Regions from separate parts of the Homo sapiens genome. Here region 2 is linked to region 1. The links are chromatin loops, found by intact Hi-C in ENCODE. Cell type or tissue: pancreas. All regions are shown on one strand. Links, peaks and the distances in the headings refer to the core of each region. The heading gives the core; the rest is flanking DNA. Region 1 overlaps NWD1 (NACHT and WD repeat domain containing 1). Region 2 overlaps BABAM1 (BRISC and BRCA1 A complex member 1).

Region 1 (9,700 bases), core at 799-8,798:
AATCATCTCTCCATTTCCTCCAGGGCATCTCAGGCTCAGCAGTAGTGACACTGGGGCAGGATCATTCTCTGTGGTAAGGGGCTGAACTATGCATTGTGGGATGTAAAGCAGCAACCCTGGCCTCCACCCACCAGATACCAGTAGCACTCCCACCCCAAGTGTGACAATCAAACATGTCTGCAGACATTGTCAAGTGTCCCCTGGGGGGGCAGAATCTCTTCTGGTTAAGAATCACGGGGATTGGTGAATGGATGGATAGAGAGAGAGAGAGAGGGAGATAGAAAGAATGTTGGGTGGATTGGTGCATGGATGGACAAACAGAAAGATAGGTGGGTGGATGGATAGAATGATGGGTGGATGGATGGATGGATGACCAGAAAGGTAGATGAATGAATAGATAATGGACATATAATGGGTGCATGGATAGATAGATAGAATGATGGATGGATGGATGGACAGACAGAAGGATGAGTGGATGGATGGATGGATGGATGGATGGTTATAACCAGCTCATGGCTCAATAAGGAGATCATAGATGGATGGGTGGATAAATGGATAGTTAGATGGATGGATGGATGGATGGATGGATGGATGGATGGATGGACAGAAGATGGGTGGATGGATGGATGGATGGATAGGTGGATGAACAGACTGACAAATAGACAGACAGACAGATAGGGTCTCTCATGATAAGGCAGGGGTTTTCACTCTATGCACCAACATTTGGAGCTAGATTATTTTCTGTGGTAGGGTGTCCTGTGCACTGTAGGGTATTAAGCAGCATTCCTGGCCTCCACCCACCAGATTCAAGTAGTGCCTTCTCCCCTAGCTGTGACAACCAAAACTATCTGCGGACACTGTAAGGCATCCCCTGGGTGTAGAATTGCCCCTTGTGAGAACCTCTGCCTTAGGAGGAACGAAGGATTTCCATGTTTGCCCTTCACCCTCCCCAGGCTCTAGAAGACTGGAGCGTGGTGCAGTCACCAGGCTCGGTCCTCTGAGATGGGGGGCAGCCCTTACCCAGAACCTCCTGTTTCAGCTCCTCCAGGCGGCCCGAGTGAAGCAGGTGATAGGGCAACTCCTTCAGCTTCCGCAGGTTTGCAACCGTATGTGAGAACCACAGAGGCTGCGGGGCCACCTGGCAGAGGAGAAGGGAGACTGCAGCTTGGACACAAACCCATTCATTCACTCCACGCACAAGCCCATTCATTCACCTCATGCTCCAGACAGTGCTGGAGTGGACGAGAATGCAATGGAAGACAGACATACCCCCATGTGCCCATTGGTCAGGGCTGGAGCAGAGGACGACATCTGGGACTCAGAGAATCAAAGCCAGAGGTCATGGGACTTTCTGGGAGGAATAGGGAATGTTTCCTGAAGGCAGAGGCATCGGAACTGAGCCTCAGAATTAAGTGGGCATCTATGTGGCAAAATGTGTCAGAAAACAATGGCATTCCAGGGCAAGGGAACAGCATGGGCAAAGGTCTGGAGGTGTGAAAGAGCAGGCTGAGTTTGGGAGGACTGAATTATACAAGTCAGGTTAGGGGATGCGGGTGGGAAATGAGAGTAGGGAGCTTGTAAGCAGCAGATCACGAAGGCACTGAATATCAGGCTGGGTAGGTCAGGCTCAAGACTGAGGGCACTGGGGAGCTATGGAAGGTTTTAGACAAGAGGCATAATCATAATCAGATTGGATGGTCAGAAGCATCCTTGGGAGGATGCACTAGGGCAAGAGACTGAGAGGCTAGGTGAATGAAAGGGGCTCAGACCATGTCCTGGAGAGGCAGGATGAAGCTGAGTCTGCAGGGACTCTGGGCACACAGGAAAGGATTTGTGAATGGGTCTCGGGGGGAGAAGAGAAGGGTCAGCACCAGGCTAGGTGTGGTAATCCCACCTGTAATTACACGCCTGTAATCTCAGTGCTTTGGGAGGCCAAGGCAGATCACTTGAGATCAGGAGTTCGAGACCAGCCTGGCCAACATGGCAAAACCCCGTCTCTACTAAAAATACAAAAATTAGCCAGGTGCAGTGGCACACACCTGTAGTCCCAGGTACTAGGGAGGCTGAGTGGGAGAATCGCTTGAACCTGGGAGGCAGAGGCTGTAGTGACCTGAGATCATGCCAGTGAACTCCAGCCTGGGTGACAGAGCAAGACTCTGTCAGGAAGGAAGGAAGGAAGGAAGCGAGGGAGGGAAAAAGAAAAGGCAGCACCAAAAAAAGAATAGAGCCTGGTCCTGCCTCCAGCCTCCCCAGTCCAGCAGGGAAGACAGAGAAAAAGAAACATCAAGCTATAACCAAAGAATTAAAAGTGTAATTTCCTAGTTGCAATCATTATACAACAGTTATATAAGATTTTAACATCAGGGAGAAGAGTCCACAATAACTCTGTACTTTGTTTGTTTGTTTGTTTTTGAGACAGAGTTTCTCTCTGTTGCCCAGGCAGGAGTTCGAGACCAGTATGGCCAACGTGGTGAAACCCCGTCTCTACTAAAAATACAAAAATTAGCCAGGCATGGTGGCGGGTGCCTGTAATCCCAGCTACTTGGGAGGCTGAGGCAGGAAAATGGCTTGAACCTGGGAGGCAGAGGTTGCAGTGAGCTGAGATCACGCCATTGCACTCCAGCCTGGGCGACAGAGTAAGACTCTGTCTCAAAAAAAAAAAAAAAAAGGAGTGGGGGGGACAGTAGAAGGGACATCTTGCCCTCTGTGCGGAAAGGAGAAGTAGGTCGGGAGGACATTTCGAGTGCAAAAAGGGGAAGGAAGGAGGTGAGCAATGCCAGGCAGGGTGGAGGTTGCAGGTGGGGAATGGGGGTCCCAGGTACCTCACCTTTCGGTCCAAGTTCAGTGGTTTCCCCACAAGTGGCAGAGTGATGAGCTTCTTGGTACCCTGGCTCCAGGTCCCTGAGAAGAAGTCGGCCAGGACGCCATGCCTCTTGGCTCTCTCGGATCCTGACAGGTAGCGCTCACGGACCACCTCGACCAGCTGTCTACAGAGAGGGTATACAGACTGATAGACCTGGGTGACCCATCAAGCTCAAAGGTGGCTGCTTGTCTTCCTGGAGGCAGTTCCCAAATCCCAAGCCATCCTAAACCACTCTGTTGACCACCTGTGCTATTTGATACATCACATCTATCTCTAAATTGGTCCGTGTTTTTTTTTTCCTTACATCAATTTACTTTCCTTACATACATTTCAAAGAGGAACATTTGAGCTCCTCCAAAATTTACACATAAAATAACTTACCACCTGACCCAGCAAATCCACTCCTGGGTATATACCGAGAATTAAGAAACAGGTGTTCAGGCTGGGTGCAGTGGCTCATGCCTGTGATCCCAGCACTTTGGGAGGCTGAGGCGGGTGCATCACCTGAGGTCAGGAGTTCAAGACCAGCCTGGCCAACGTGGTGAAACCCTGTCTGTACTAAAAAAAAGAATACAAAAATTAGCTGGGCGTGGTGGTGTGCTCTTGGGAGGCTGAGGCAGGAGAATCACTCCTCCCAGGTGGAGGTTGCAGTGAGCTGAGGTGGTGCCACTGCACTCCAGCCTGGGCAACAGAGAGAGACTCCAAAAAGAAAAAAGGAAAAAAAGAGAAAGAAGGAAAGAAAGAAAGAAAGAGAAAGAAAGGGAACAGGTGTTCAAACAAAACCTTACACATGCATGTTCACAACAGCAAAAACGTGGAAACAATGCAAGTGTCCATCCATAGACGAAGATAAACAAAACCTGGTCCATCCATACAATGAAATATTATGTAGCCATGAAAAGGAAGGAAGCACTGATCCCTGCTACAATGTGGATGAGCCCTGAGAACATAATGCTGAGTGAAAGAAGCCAGACACAAAAGGCCACATAGTGTGAGATTTCGTTGATCTGAAATGCCCAGAACAGGCAAATCCACAGAGACAGGAAGCAGATGAGTGGCTGCCAGGGGTTAGGGAAGGGGAATGAGGAGTGACGGCTGATGGGGACAGGGTCTCCTTTTGGGGAGATGAAAACGTTCTGGAACTAGACAGAGGTGAGGGGTGCAACATTATGAGTGTACTAAAATACCACTCAATTGTCAACTTTAAAATTCTGACTGGGCACAGTGGCTCACGCCTGTAACCCCAGCACTTTGGGAGGCCAAGGCGGGCAGATCACCTGAGGTCAGGAGTTTGAGACCAGCGTGGCCAACATGGTGAAACCCGTCTCTACTAAAAATACAAAAATTAGCTGGGTGTGGTGGCTCATGCTTGTAAACCTAGCTACTCAGGAAGCTAAGGCAGGAGAATCGCTGAAACCTGGGAGGCAGAGGTTGCAGTGAGCCAAGATTGTGCCGCTGCACTCTAGCCTGGGCAACAGAGCAAGACTCTGTCTCAAAAAATAATAAAATAAAATTAAATAAATAAAATAAAATGTGGTGAATTGGCCAGGCATGGTAGCTCACACCTGTAATCCCAGCACTTTGGGAGGCCGATGTGGGTGTGTCTCTTGAGCCCAGGAGCTCGAGACCAGCCTGGGCAATGTGGTGAGACCCCATCTCCACAAAAAAATTTAAAAATTAGCCAGGCATGGTGGTGCATGCCTGTAGTTCCAGCTACTCCGGAGGCTGAGGTGGGAGGGTTGCTTGAGTCCAGGAGTTTGAGGCTGCAGTGAGCCATGATGACAACCACTGTACTGCAGCCTGGGCGAGACCCTGTCTCAAAATACATAAAATAAAATAAAATAAAATAAAATAAAATAAAATAAAATAAAATGGTGAATTTTATGTTTCATGAACTTCACCTAGTTTAGTTTAGTTTAGTTTAGTTTAGTCTAGTTTAGTTTAGTTTGAAACAGGATCTCACTCTGTCACCCAGACTGGAGTGCAGTGGTACAGTCACGGCTCAGTGTGGCCTCAAACTCCTGGGCTCAAGTGATCCTCCCACCTCAGCCTCCCAAGTAGCTGGGACCACAAGTGTGTACCATCACACCCAGCTAATTTTCTTTTTTTTGAAATGGAGTCTCGCTCTGTTGCCAGGCTGGAGTACAGTGGTGCGATCTTGGCTCACTGCCACCTCTGCCTCCCAGGTTCAAGTGATTCTCCAGCCTCAGCCTCCCGAGCAGCTGGGATTACAGGCACGTGCCACCGCGTCTGGCTAATTTTTGTATTTTTAATAGAGACAGGGTTTCACCATGTTGGTCAGACTGGTCTCAAACTCCTGACCTCAGGTGATCCGCCACCTCAGCCTCCCAAAGTGCTAACACACCTAGCTAATTTTCTTATTTTTTTTGTAGAGATGGGGCCTCGCTACGTTGCCCAGGCTGATCTCCAACTCCTGGCCTCCAGCAATCCTCCTGCCCTGGCCCCACAAAGTGCTGGGATTATAGGCATGAGCCACTGCTTCCAGCCTCAACTCAATTTTAAAAATAAGTGAATTGTGTCAGAGTTCTAACTGGACTTGATTCCCTGGGAATGGTAAGTGAAGGATCTGATACTGAGAAGACCCCCGGCCAGTGAGTCCTCATTCTTGGGGTCCCACCCAGACAGTGTCGCTGCCACTGCTGCCTGGACCTACCTGTGGGCAATGGCCAGGAGGGTGAAGCCATCCACGGGCCGCCGGGCCAAGTAGTATCCCAGATCCCGACGAAGCCGCACCCACAGCAGGGGCGGGAAGCGCAGCAGCTCCTTGCTGGGCGGGGTCCAATCTCGGTACACATCCTGCAGGACCTCGTCGTCCAGGGACAAAACATCCTTCAGCTCCGCCTCCGAGAGACCGTGTCTGAAGGGAGGACCAGTGGGGCTTTGAGGCACATCTCATGTCTTCTGCATTTGGAGGATGCAGAATCCAAGAGAGGGAGGGATACAGCCACCCGCGCGGTGTCCAGCACATCACCTGGGATCAGCATTTGGACAGCGCCCACAAGGTACCAAGCACGGTTAGGGCAATACCCACCAAGGAAGACCTTTTCCGATTTTTTTTTTTTTTTTTTTTTTTTTTTTGAGACAGAGTTTCACTCTGTCGCCCAGGTTGGAGTGCAGTGGTGCAATCTCGGCTCACTGCAACCTCCGCCTCGCGGGTTCAAGCGATTCTCCTGCCTCAGTCTCCTGAGTAGCTGGGACTACAGGCGCCACCACGCCTGGCTAATTTTTGCATTTTTAGTAGAGACGGGGTTTCACCATGTTAGTCAAGCTGGTCTCCAACTCCTGACCTCGTGATCCACCTGCCTCGGTCTCCCAAAGTGCCAATCTTTTCCTCTGCATGCACACCTACAGAACCATAAATGGCCCGCTCCTCAACCTCGAAGGGGTCTGAGACAGACACTATAGGGAGGGAAGTGGTAACTCAAGGAAAATAATGCAGAAACCAACTGCACCTACCCCACTCCACCCTGGCCCACCAAGGCTTGTCTTTAAATTAGGATAATTGGGCTGGGCGTGGTGGCTCACACCTGTAATCCCTGCACTTTGGGAGGCTGAGGCAGGAGGACTGCTCGAGGCCAGAGCTCAAGACCAGCCTAGGCAACAAAGGGAGACCCCATCTCTACAAAAAAATTTAAAAATTAGCTGGGCATAGGGGCACACACCTGTAGTCCCTGCTACTCTAGAGGCTGAGGTGGGAGGATCACTTGAGCCCAGGAGGTTGAGGCTGCAGTGAGCTGTGATTACATCACTGCACTCCAGACTGGGCAAAAGAGTGAGGCCCTGTCTCTAAAATAAATACATAAATACATGAACAAATAAATACAAATAAAGTTAAACTGGTTAAAAATTAATAAAATTCAAAATGCGGTTTCTTGGTTGCATGAACCATCTTTCAAAGTTTTAAATTCAGTTTCTGAGTTGTGTGAAGCACCTTTCAAGTGTTCCATAGTTTTTGTGGCTTGTAGTTACCATATTGGTAATAATGTCATACCCAACACTGTACTCTTTCCAAAATTCTTTTTTTTTTTTTGAGACAGAGTCTCACTCTGTTGCCTAGGTTGGAGTTCAGTGGCGCCATCTCAGCTCACTGCAATCTCTGCCTCCTGGCTTCAAGCGATTCTCCTGCCTCAGCCTCCCATGTAGCTGGGACTACAGGTGTGCACCACCACGCCCGGCTAATTTTTGTATTTTTAGTAGAGATGGGGTTTCACTATGTTGGCCAGGCTGCTGTTCAACTCCTGATCTCAGGTGATCTGCCTGCCTCAGCCTCCCAAAGTGTTGGGATTAGGCGTGAGCCACTGCACCTGGCCTGCAAAATTCTATGATATGGTATCAGACAGAGCCTAGGAGATGTGCCCCTGGTCATGGGTGAACCGCTAGGTTGAGAGCCTATCTTCATCCCTGAAGACATCCCCTAAGCAATGCGAACCTCAGAGCGGGCACCTCACTTGGCACTCCCAGAGGACCCGCCTAGCCTGAATTGCAAAACAGGGCTGTGCATGGTCATCAGGCTTGCGTTTGAGCCTAGCTGGGAGACCTTGGTGAGGAATGTACCTTCTCTTTGCCTCAGTTTCCTCATCTGCCAAAAGCAAAACTGTTGAGGGCTAAGAAGAAAATGCACTAGTTCCTCTTTTTCTGAACTCTTATTCTGGCGAGTATGATCTCATTGGTCCTTCCAGTAGCCTTGGAGGATGGATGCTCTCCCAACCAGCCCCTCCATGCGGAGGAGGAAGTGAGGCTCCCAGAGGGCACAGGGCATGCTGAGTGCAGCGTTTCTTGGGCTCGCATGGTTGATGTTTGGGGTCAGATCATTTTTTAGGGTGGGGACCGTCCTGTGTGTTGTAGGGCAGCAGTCCCCAGTCTTTTTGGCACCAGGGACCGGTTTCTTGGAAGACAATTTTTTTCCCGCGGACCAGGGTAGGGGTGATGGTTTTGGGATGATCAAGTGCATCACACTTGCACACTTTATTTCTATTATTATTACATTGCAATATATAACGAAATAATTCTACAACTCCCCATCATGTAGAATCAGTGGGAGCCCTGAGCTTGTTTTCCTGAAAGTAGACAGTCCCATCTGGGGGTGATGGGAGACAGTGACAGGTCATCAGGCATTAGATTCTCATAAGGTTCAAGCAACCTAGATCCCTCATATGCGCAGTTCCCAACAAGGTTTGTGCTCTTATGAGAATCTAATGATGCTGCTGACCTGACAAGAGGGGGAGCTCGGGTGGTAATGGGAGTGATGAGGAGCAGCAAGAAGTGGCTGTAGATACAGATGAAGCTTCACTTGTTCGCCCACTGCTCACCTCCTGCTGTGCAGCCTGGTTCCTAACAGGCCACGGAGCAGTACCGGTACTGGGGGATGGGGACCCCTATTGTAGGATGTGTAGCAGTCTCCACCCAAGCCTCCACCCACTAGATGCTGGTAGCATGATAGACAGGCAGATGTATAGATAGGCATATAGATTATAGATAGACAGATTATATGGAGAGATAAATAAGAGATAGAGCAATAGATACAGAGATAGATAAACATAAAGATAAATAGACAGATGATAGATAAATAGATATAAATAGGCAGATAGACATATAGTTGACCCTTGAAGAACACAGGTTTGAACTGCATGAGTCCACTTATATGTGGATTTTCTTCCGCCTGTGCTGTCTCTGAGACAGCAAGACCAAGTCCCCTTCTCCTCCTCCCCTCTTCCTCCTCTTCCTCTGCCTACTCAATGTGAAGATGACAAGGATGAAGACCTTTGTGATATCCACTTCCACTTCATGAATAGTACATGTATTTTTCTTCCTTATTATTTTCTATTTTTTTGAGGCAGAGTCTTGCTCTGTCACCCAGGCTCAAGTGCAATGGCGTGATCTAGGCTCACTGCAACCTCCGCCTCCCAGGTTCAAGCAATTCTCGTACTCAGCCTCCCAAGTAGCTGGAATTAAAAGCATGAGCCACCATGCCCAGCCCCCCTTTATGATTTTCTTACTATCATTTTCTTTTCTCTACCTTGTTTTGTTGTAGGAATACAGTCTGTAATACATAGAACATATGAAATACATGTTCGTCGACCATTTATGTTACTGGTAAGGCTTCTGGTCAACAGTAGGCTATTAGTATTTAAGTTTTAGGGGAGTCAAAAGTTATACATCAATTTTGAGGTACGTTGGGAGACAGCTGGTTCCCCTAACTCCCAGTTTGTTCAAGAGCCAACTGTATATACAGAGATAGATTATAGGCCAGGTACGGTGGCTCACGCCTGTAATCCCAGCACTTTGGGAGGCCAAGGTGGGAGGATCGCTTGAGCCCAGGAGTTTGAGAGCAGCCTGGGCAACATAGTGAGACCCCATCTCTACTAAATAAATAAATAAATAAATAAATAAATAAGGCTGGATGTGGTGGCTCATTCCTGTAATCCTAGCACTTTGGGAGGCCAAGGTGGCAGATTATTTGAGGCCAGGAGTTCGAGACCAGCCTGGCCAATATGGCAAAACCCTGTCTCTACTAAAGATACAAAAATTAGCCAGGCATGGTGGTGCACGCCTGTAATCCCAGCTACTTGAGAGGCTGAGACATGAGAATCATTTGAACCTAGGAGGCGGAGGTTGCAGTGAGCTGAGATTGCACCACTGCATTCCAGGCTAAGCAACAGAGTGAGACTCTGTCTCAAAGAAAAAAAAGAAGAAATAAATAACTGGGTGTGGTGGCATGCACCTGTAGTCTCAGCTACTCAGAGGGGGCTGAGATGGGAGGATCGCTTGAGCCCAAGAAGTCAAGACTGCGGCGAGCTGTGATCGCTTCAGTGCACT
Region 2 (9,656 bases), core at 1,657-9,656, 520 kb before region 1:
GGTTCAAGCTATTCTGCCTCGGCCTCCCAAGTAGCTGGGATTACAGGCATGTGCCACCACTCTCGGCTAATTTTTGTATTTTTAGTAGAGATGGGGTTTCACCATGTTGTCCAGGCTGGTCTTGAGCTCCTGATCTCAGGTGATCCGCCCGCCTCGGCCTCCCAAAGTGCTAGGATTACAGGCGGAGACCTTGTCTTTGTTTTATTTATTTATTTATTTTTGAGACGGAGTTTTGCTCTTGTTGCCCAGGCTGGAGTGCAGTGGTGTGATCTCAGCTCACTGCAACCTCCTCCTCCAGGGTTCAACAGCTTCTCCTGCCTCAGCCTCCCCAGTAGCTGGGATTACAGGCATGCACCATCACGCCTAATTTTTTATTTTTAGTAAAGACGGGGTTTCACCATGTTGGTCAGGCTGGTCTCGAACTCCTGACCTTGTGATCCGCCCACCTCGGCCTCCCAAAGTGCTGAGATTACAGCCGTGAGCCACTGCGCCTGGCCAAGACCCCGTCTTTAAAAACAATTTTTAAAAAATTTCCAGTCCCCGTTCTGCGTTGCCCATTTTCAATCCAGCGGAACTAGGACTTCAGTATTTTGGAGGGCTGGACCTCTGAGAGTCTTAGTGTCCCATCTGCAAAATGTGAGAATCCTAACGAGGTTGATGCGGGGATTGAACAGGGGCTTGGGCACAAGGGCCTGACACACGATAGGTTCCAAAAAATGCTCATAGGGAGGAAAAGCAGTCACTCAATAAAGCTGTTTGTGTTTATTTTTGAGATAGGGTCTTGCTCTGTCACCCAGGCTAGAGTGCAGTGGCGCGATGACAGCTCACTGCAGCCTCGACCTCCTAGGTTCAAGTGATCCTCCCACTTCAGCCTCTCAAGTAGCTGGGAATCACAGGCGTGAGCCACCGAGCCTGGCTTAATTTTTGCATTTCCTGTAGAGACAGGAAATGTTGCTATGTTGTCCAGCGTGGTCTTGAACTCCTGGCCTCAAGCAACCCTCCTATCATGGCCTCAGTACTGCTGATGGAGCTCTTAAACCTCCCCCTTAGGGATGTATGATCCAGGCCTGGCTCATCAGAACATCACACAACCCTGGTACATGACTAGCTCTTAATTGAAGGTCATGTATCCCCCCGGGGGAGTCCAATCATATCCAGATGCTGAGAGAACTCTGCCTTGACCTGGATTGGGGTCTGGGGAGTGGTTGAAGCCATCACACACCTTTCCATTGGTTGGGGGGTAAGCAGGGCACATTGACTAGCAACCATGTAGTACCCTCCCAAATGGCAATGTTGTCCTAGCACCTGGACACAGCCAAGCCTGAAGCTGTTCTCTTGGCTTTTTCATCTTTTTTATTTTTGAATTTTTCTTTTTTATTTGAGAAAAGCTCTCACTCTATCACCAGGCTGGAGTACAGTGGTGCAATCTCAACTCGCTGCAACCTCCACATCCCGGGGCTTTTTCATCTACAAGAAAGCAGCCACTCACCTTTGCTCAGTGGCTAAGTTTTCCATCACTTGCAATGAAGATGATCCCCATTAACACAAAGTGATTGGCGTGGACTTCGGTTAACGAGTCTCAAATTTTTATTTTGATGGCAAAAATCACACAGGGAAGAACAAAAATTATCCATGACAAACTAGGAGTGGAAATGGGCTGGGAGACACAGAAAATGGGTGCCCACAGTTCCTGGGATCCCTCCTGGAATCCTGGGTTTCCCTCCTAGGACCCTGCAAGGTACCCTACGTGCCTCCTGGAACCCCCCCACCCCGGAGGTCCCAAGGAACCCAGTTTGAGAACCAAGGCTTTAGGCCAAGGACTTCCTTGCACAAGAAGGTGCAGATGTACAGGGATGGTTCAGACAGTGGCCTCAACCTCAATGGCTTCATCCTCCTCCTCCAGCAGGCTGTAGGAAGCATGGCTCTGGCAAGGCCGCTGCAGGGGGTGGGCCAACAGTTTCGCCATGCAGTTGTGCAACTCCAGGGCTGGCCCAGCCAGTGCCACCTCATACTTGTAGCTGGTACCCTTGGTATCCAGGCTGCCCATGAAGGCAAACATATCCTGCCGGGGAGGCGGGGGTCAGTGAAGGGCTGTTCAGGCAGAGGTTACCCCAACAGGCCCTTCATATCCCTGGAGGGCTTCTCAGAAGAGGGGACATCTGGGGTGGGTTCTAAAGGGTGAAGAGGAGTTTGCCAAGCAGAAACCATTCACACATTCAGCAAACATTCCCCGCCATGGACCCAGTGTTAAGGATCTGAAGAGGTCCCAGTCATGGCCCCCAAAGAGTCCCCAGTGTGGGCCGGGCGCGGTGGCTCACGCCTGTAATCCCAGCACTTTGGGAGGCTGAGGCGGGCAGATCACAAGGTCAGGAGATCAAGACCATCCTGGCTAACACAGTGAAACCCCGTCTCTACTAAAAAATACAAAAAATTAGCCGGGCGTGGTGGCAGGCACCTGTAGTCCTAGCTACTCGGGAGGCTGAGGCAGGAGAATGGCGCAAACCCGGGAGGCGGAGCTGGCAGTGAGCCGAGATCACACCACTGCTCTCCAGCCTGGGCGACAGAGCGAGACTCCGCCTCAAAAAAAAAAAAGAGTCCCCAGTGTGGAGGCACACAGTCAGATACAGACACATTCTCCTGGCCCCCACTTTGATCCTTCTTGAAAAACAGGGAGGGCTTCTCAAGAGGAGGGACTTTTTATTTTACTTATTTTATTTTTTTAATTTTTTTTTTGAGACAGGGTTTCGCTGTTGTTCCCAGGCTGGAGTGCAACGGCACGATCTCGGCTCACCGCAACCTCTGCCTCCCGGGTTCAAGCGATTCTCCTGCCTCAGCCTCCTGAGTAGATGGGATTATAGGTATGTGCCACCACGCCTGGTTAATTTTGTATTTTTAGTAGAGACAGGGTTTCTCCATGTTGGTCAGGCTGGTCCGAACTCCCAACTCAAGTGAGTCACCCGCCTCGGCTTCCCAAAGTGCTGGGATTACAGGTGTGAGCCACCACACCTGGCCGTATTTTTATTTTTTGACACAGGGTCTCCGCCCTGTCACCCAGGCTGGAGTGCAGTGGCTTCATCACAGCTCACTACAATCTCCACCTTTCGAGCTCTAGCGAGCCTCCTGTCTCAGCCTCCCGAGCAGCTGGGACCACAGGCGTACACCACCACGCCTGGCTAGAGGGGGGACTTTTGATTTGGGTACTGAGATATAAGGAGGAGCTGGTCTCAATTCCCTGTTCATAGTTGGGTAAACTGAGGCTCAGAGAAGTAAGTAGTCCACTCGAGGTCCCACAGCTAATTCAGGTCTGGGATGTGAAGGCCCAGCAGGGCCTGGGGAGTCCAAGAGGGATGGATGCTCCAGGCTGAGGGTGCAGCGAGGTCAAAGGCAGGAAGAAAGGGAAGAGGGAGCGGGTCGTGGTGGCTCACACCTGTAATCCCAGCGCTTTGGGAGGCTGAAGCAGGCAGATCACCTGAGATCAGGAGTTCAAGACCAGTCTGGCCAACATGGTGAAACCCCGTCTCTACTAAAAATACAAAAATTAACCTGGTATGATGGCAGGTACCTGTAACCCCAGCTACTCGGGAGGCTGACACAGGAGAATTGCTTGAACCCGGGAGGCAGAGGTTGCAGTGAGCCGAGATCATGCCACTACACTCCAGCCTGGGAGACAGAGGGAGACTCTGTCTCAAAAAAAAAAAAAAAAAGAAGAAGAAAGAAAAGCAAGCAAGCAAGCAAGAAAGAAAGGAACGCAGGGAACGTTGGAGATGGGGGAGGCAGGACTCAACATGTTGCCTGGACCATCGTCCCAATGGCTGCCACCCCATCAGTCACAGCAGACAACTGGGAAACGGCTGTTCAATGACCAATGCCATGACCTACCCCAACCAGGGTTCCAGGGGTATCAAATGGAGGTAGAGACCCCCAGACCCAGTGCAGGTGTGTTCCAAGACATCCTGTCCACACCCGCCTGCTACTCACACCTGCTGCAGCCTCTCACCTTCCAACTCATCTCCTCCTCCTTCTCCTCAGTGCCATTGTGGATGTAAACAACGTCAAAGAAGAAATATGGGCACTGGAACATTTTCTGCAGGGGAAGTAAAGAACACCAGCCTCTGGGGCTTGGGTCACCCCGTGCCCCATGACTATAGCTCCCCCATTTCTGCCTCAGACTCTGGGAACTTACCTCTAGGCACCCCAGCCTCTGTGGTTGGAAGTCCCTCCTGGTGTCTAACCACCATCCTCATGGCTGCAGGCACCCCTCCCTCTCCCAGGCCTCACCCACCTTCATGGGCTCCGTCAAGGAGAACTGGGGCTGGCAAGGTGGACGGCTGTAGACAAGGATGGTGCGGACCACATATGGCGGGGGAATCGTCTGCACGTTCTCTGTGACCGGAAGCTCAGTTTTCTGCTGGCTGCATACCCGGGAGGAGGGAGCAGTCAGAGCAGCCTGTGGGGGTCTGCCCCTCTTATCACCCTGAGAGAGACCCCAGATGCTCACCGGGCAGGTGAGGCCCCACTGATGTCTCCCAAGTTCACTGCTGCCTGTGAGGCATCCCATAAGCGGTTCCCTCTGCCCTGAGCATGTTCCCAGCCCCACCCCTCTAAGTGCAATGGTGAGATCTCGGCTCACTGCAACCTCTACCTCCCAGGTTCAAGCGATTCTCCTGCCTCGGCCTCTCAAGTAGCTGGGATTACAGGTGGCCAGCTAATTTTTGTATTTTTAGTAGAGACGCGGTTTCACCATGTTGGGCAGGCTGGTCTCAAACTCCTGACCTCAGGTGATCTGCCCGCCTCGGCCTCCCAAAGTGCTGAGATTACAGGCCTGAGCCACTGGGCCCGGCCACCCTCAGTGTCCTGAACATCCCCCATCACTGCCGTCAGCTGGAGCTGCCTAGCAGCATGTGCATCTCCACCAGCCCCCATGCTCCCAAGACACACATAAATGAGGAATTGCTCGGGGCGAGGTAGGAAGGGAGGAGGCTTTAAGGCTCCCTAGATTACTTCTGTGCCGTTTGGAGCTTTTTCCCAGAAGTGACCCTTCTCTTTGAAGGTGAATAAGAATTTCCCCACAGGGGACTTACATGAGGCTGAAAAGTCCTTCCAGATCTGGTGGGGGTGCTAAGGAGAAGGCTAGTAGAGCACGAGTGAGCGGGAAACAGGTGGCTTCCCCGATCCCGATACCAGAGGAGACCCGGCACCCCTAGGGACGCACCATGTGACCCTGGCCAAGTCACTTGCCCTCTCTGACACACAAATTCCCCTCAGCATGGATCACAAAATAGGATGCTGGTACCGGATGACTTTAAGACTCTTGGTATGCCAGGCATGGTGGCACACGCCTGCAATCATAGCACTTTGGGAGGCCAAGGCGGGTGGACCATCTGAGGTCAGGAGTTCGAGGCCAGCCTGGCCAACACGGTGAAACCCTGTCTCTACTAAAAATACAAAATTAGCTGGGCCTGATGGCACATGTCTGTAATCCCAGCTACTTGGGAGGCTAAGACAGGAAAATTGCTTGAACTCGGGAGGTGGAGATTGCGGTGAGCCAAGATCGTGCCACTGCACTCCAGCCTGGGCAACAAGAGCGAGACTCCATCTCAAAAAAAAATATAATAATAAATAAGATCCACAGGGAGCCATGGGAGGTTTTGGAGCAGAGATGGGATGGGATGGAATCTAATTTATGTTTTAAAACAGAATGGGGCCGGGTATGGTGGCTCATGCCTGTAATCTCAGCACTTTGGGAGGCTGGGGTGGGCTGATCACTTGAGCCCAGGAATTCAAGACCAGCCTGGGCAACATAGCAAGACCCCATCTCTACAAAACATTCAAAATTAGCCAGGTGTGGTGGTGCACACCTGTAATCCCAGCTACTTGGGAGGCTAAGGCAGGAGAATCGCTTGAAGCTGGGAGGTGGAAGTTGCAATGAGCCAAGATCGCATCACTGCACTCAGCCAGGGCAACAAGAGCAACAGGAGCAAAAATAAAAAAAGGTCCCCTTTCCTGCATGGCTGGGGCCACTCTCCTCAAAATGAAAAGAGCCAGGGGTGTCTTGTCCTCCTGGAAAAAACTCTCACCATTTATTCCTTTTTTAACTTACGAGAGTCCTATTCTATTTCAGTTTTGGGCCACACATGAGCCTTTTATGTCCAAATTACCATAAAATGTCCTGCGCCCAGGTTCAAGTGGCTGTAGGAACAATGGTGACACTTCTGTCACACACTGCCATTTATTGAGCACTGACTGTATGCCCAGTCCTGTGTGAGGTGATCCCCTTGTGCATGAATTTTGGACCTCCTGAATACAAATCAGGTATTTCTTTCTTTTTTTTTTTTAAAAAAGACGGAGTCTCACTCTGTCTCCCAGGCTGGAGTACAGTGGCAAGATCTCAGCTCACTGCAACCTCCGCCTCCCGGACTCAAGTGATTCTTGTGCCTCAGCCTCGCAAGTCGCTGGGATTATAGGCATGGACCACCATGCCCGGACCAAATCAGGTACTTTTGCTTCTGTATTGTTACAGCATCTCCATGGGGTAGGCAACTTTGTGCCTTCCACAGTACAGATGGGGAAACTGAGGCTCAGAGGGGTGACTTTCCCAGCCTTGGCAGATCTGAGATCTGAACCTCAGCCAGCCAGAGTCATGACTTAGACTTTCCTGGGCCCCAAGGATGACAGAAGGAGACAGCCCCCTTCATGGGGACATCTCTGCCAGGAAGGATACTGAAGGTGGAACAGGAGGCCGTCTCCAGATCATAGAGGCAGCTACAGAGCTCGCGGGGGTCGGAGGTCAGGCCAGACAGCTGCAGGGAAGCAGAGGCCTCAGTGCGATGCTCCCCGGGCCCCAGGGGACCCCAGGGCACCCAGCGCCTGCCGCAGCCTCACCCAGGCCGTGTCATCGTTCACCACCACCAGTGCAAACTCGTGGCTTTTGTCGATCTTGTGTTTTGTCCGCACGAACATCTCAATCATCTTCTGGGAGACATTGAGGGCGTTGGTTTTGGAGCTGGGGAGGCAGAGAGTACAGGGGAATTAAGGTTCCCTCAGGGCCGGGCACAGTGGCTCACGCCTGTAATTCCAGTACTTTGGGAGGCTGAGGCAGGTGGATCACGAGGTCAGGAGTTCAACACCAGCCTGGTCAAGATGGTGAAACCCCATCTCTACTAAAAATACAAAAAAATTAGCCAGGCGTGGTGGCGAGTGCCTGTAATCCCAGCTACTCAGGAGGCTGAGTCAGAGAATTGCTTGAACCCAGAAGGCGGAGGTTGCAGTGAGCTGAGATCGCGCCACTGCAGTCCAGCCTGGGCGACAGAGTGAGACTCTGTCTCAAAAAAAAAAAAAAAAACAAAACAAACAAAAAAAAACTTCCTTCAGCCACCCTCCTCTGAAAACCCTGCATGATAAGGCCCTGGAGGTATAGGTCATACTGCAGGGGTGTGGCGGAGCTCAGCCACAAACCCAGTCTGGCTGACATCGGAGCTCCTGCCCTCTCCAAATGGGTCCCTCTGCGCAGCATGGGGCTCAAGTTTCCCCTAGAGTCATTGCAGGAACTTTGCTCAGCCATGGGCAGTTGTGAATGCCACTGAGGGGAAGAAGGTGTCACCTTCAACATCTCCAAGGAGGTCCTCAAGCCCCATCCAGGTCCTGCAACCCAAACTGCCCCCCACTCCAGATACAGCTGCAGGCAGCACATGACTCCAGACAAGGGCTTCAGGGCCAGCCAGGCCTGGGTCCGAATCCTGGCTCTGCCCCATTACTCTGAGCCCTTGAGCAAGTCACTTTGCTTCTTGGCGTCTCCAACTCATTGCTATGAATGGAGCCTCAATGGGCCATAGCCTTAACATTACCAGTTGTCCTTGCTACTCTTTTTTTATTTTATTTTACTTTTTTTGAGATGGAGTTTCGTTCTTGTTGCCCAGGCTGGAGTGCAATGGCGCGATCTTGGCTCACCGCAACCTCCATCTCCCAGATTCAAACGATTCTCCTGCCTCAGCCTCCCGAGTAGCTGGGATTACAGGCACGCACCACCGTGCCCAGCTAATTTTTGTATTTTTAGTGGAGGTGGGGGTTTCACTATGTCGGCCAGGCTGGTCTCGAACTCCAGACCTCGTGATCCGCCCACCTTGGCCTCCCAAAGTAATGGGATTACAGGTATGAGCCACCAAGCCCGGCTTCTTTTTTCCTTTTTTTAAAGAGACAGGGTCGGCTGGGCGCGGTGGCTCACACCTGTAATCCCAGCACTTTGGGAGGCCGAGGCAGGCGGATCATGAGGTCAGGAGATTTGAGACCATCCTGGCTAACACGGTGAAACCCCATCTCTACTAAAAATACAAAAAAATTAGCCAGGCGTGGTGGCAGGCACCTGTAGTCCCAGCTACTCGGAGGCTGAGGCAGGAGAATGGCATGAACCCGGGAGGCGGAGCTTGCAGTGAGCGGAGATCGCACCACTGCACTCCAGATTGGGCGACAGAGCGAGACTCCGTCTCAAAAAAAAAACAAAAAAAAGGGACAGGGTCTCGCTCTGTCGCCCAGGCTGGAGTGTGGTGGCAAAATCATAGCTCACTGCAGCCTCAAACTCTTGGGATCAAGTGATCCTCCCAGCTTGCCCTCCCAAGTAGCTGGGACTCTAGGAGCACGCCACCATGCTCGCTAATTTTTTAAAAATACATTTAGAGGCTGGGTGCTCATGCCTGTAATCCCAGCACTTTGGGAGGTCAAGGCAGGCAGATGACTTCAGATCAGGAGTTTTGAGACCAGCCTGGCCAACATGGCAAAACTCTGTCTCTACTAAAAATACAAAAATTAAACGGGCATGGTGGTGCATGCCTATAATCTCAGGTACTCGGGAGGATGAGGCACAAGAATGGCTTGAACCCAGGAGGCAGGGGTTGCAGTGAGCTGAGCTCATGCCATTGCACTCCAGCCTAGGCAAGAGAGCGACACCCTGTCTCAAAAATAAATAAATACATACATACATACACATACATATATATATTTTATTTTTTTAGAGATGGGGTCCATGTTGCCCAGACTAGTCTCGAACCCCTAGCCTCAAGTGATCCTCCTATCTCAGCCTCCCGAGTCACTGGGATTACAGGCATGAGCCACTGCACCTGGCTCTTGCTAATCTCTGATACTGCCAAGCCTGAAGCCAGACCAAGCTGGTGTGAGTTTCAGAGTGAGAGCCCCGTATCTTTTGGGCTGGACCCTCCCTGCCATGGCTGCATGTTCAAGCCCTAAAATGTCCCTCTTACCCGTTGAACGACTCCAGCTTTGGCAGTGACATTTCCTCTGACAGGTCCAGGCAGATAATCTGCAAGGTAGTTGGAGGGTGGTGAGCGTCCTCTGACCTTAACGTTGGCCCCCACACCACTCACTGGCCCTCTTCAAGCTGCCTTGTCTGAAAAGGCAGTATGGTGACCTCTAATCCTCAGCCAAGCCATCTACTTTGAAAAGCAATGGCTTAGAAGAATGGGCACTGAACTGGGAGTCCAAGTAGATAAGTAAATAAATGAGCCAGAGAATGTGTGACACAGAAACACAGAAATGAGGATATAGTGGATCGAACTGTGGCTCCCAAAAGACATGTCCACCCAGAACCTGAGAATGTGACCTTATTTGGCCTGGCACAGTGGCTCACACCTGTAATCCCAGCACTT

What was found. Hi-C counts contacts between places; a loop is a spot of excess contacts. Peaks named below come from ENCODE experiments on the same cell type or tissue, not always from the same donor. Only the 100,000 strongest peaks of a DNase experiment are listed, where the experiment ranks them.
Region 2: it touches region 1 in a loop (2.9-fold over the local background); 30 of 110 quality-filtered maps call a loop at or near these places.

What each region holds. Positions count from the first base shown.
Region 1 is chr19:16,755,266-16,764,965 of GRCh38, reverse strand. It overlaps NWD1 (NACHT and WD repeat domain containing 1), which reads right to left. Exons shown (of 19, transcript NM_001007525.5): 7 at 5,538-5,741; 8 at 2,828-2,987; 9 at 1,021-1,138. Among named protein-coding and RNA genes, the nearest start is that of NWD1, 40 kb to the right of the region's middle. In pancreas, for the core only: no CTCF peak of the experiment used is centred there; a DNase peak (open chromatin) is centred at 5,617.
Region 2 is chr19:17,271,251-17,280,906 of GRCh38, reverse strand. It overlaps BABAM1 (BRISC and BRCA1 A complex member 1), which reads right to left. Exons shown (of 9, transcript NM_014173.4): 3 at 9,252-9,310; 4 at 6,883-7,003; 5 at 6,722-6,800; 6 at 5,082-5,106; 7 at 4,283-4,412; 8 at 3,998-4,084; 9 at 1,570-2,062. The coding sequence ends at 1,859. Among named protein-coding and RNA genes, the nearest start is that of ANKLE1, 5.8 kb to the left of the region's middle. In pancreas, for the core only: no CTCF peak of the experiment used is centred there; no DNase peak of the experiment used is centred there.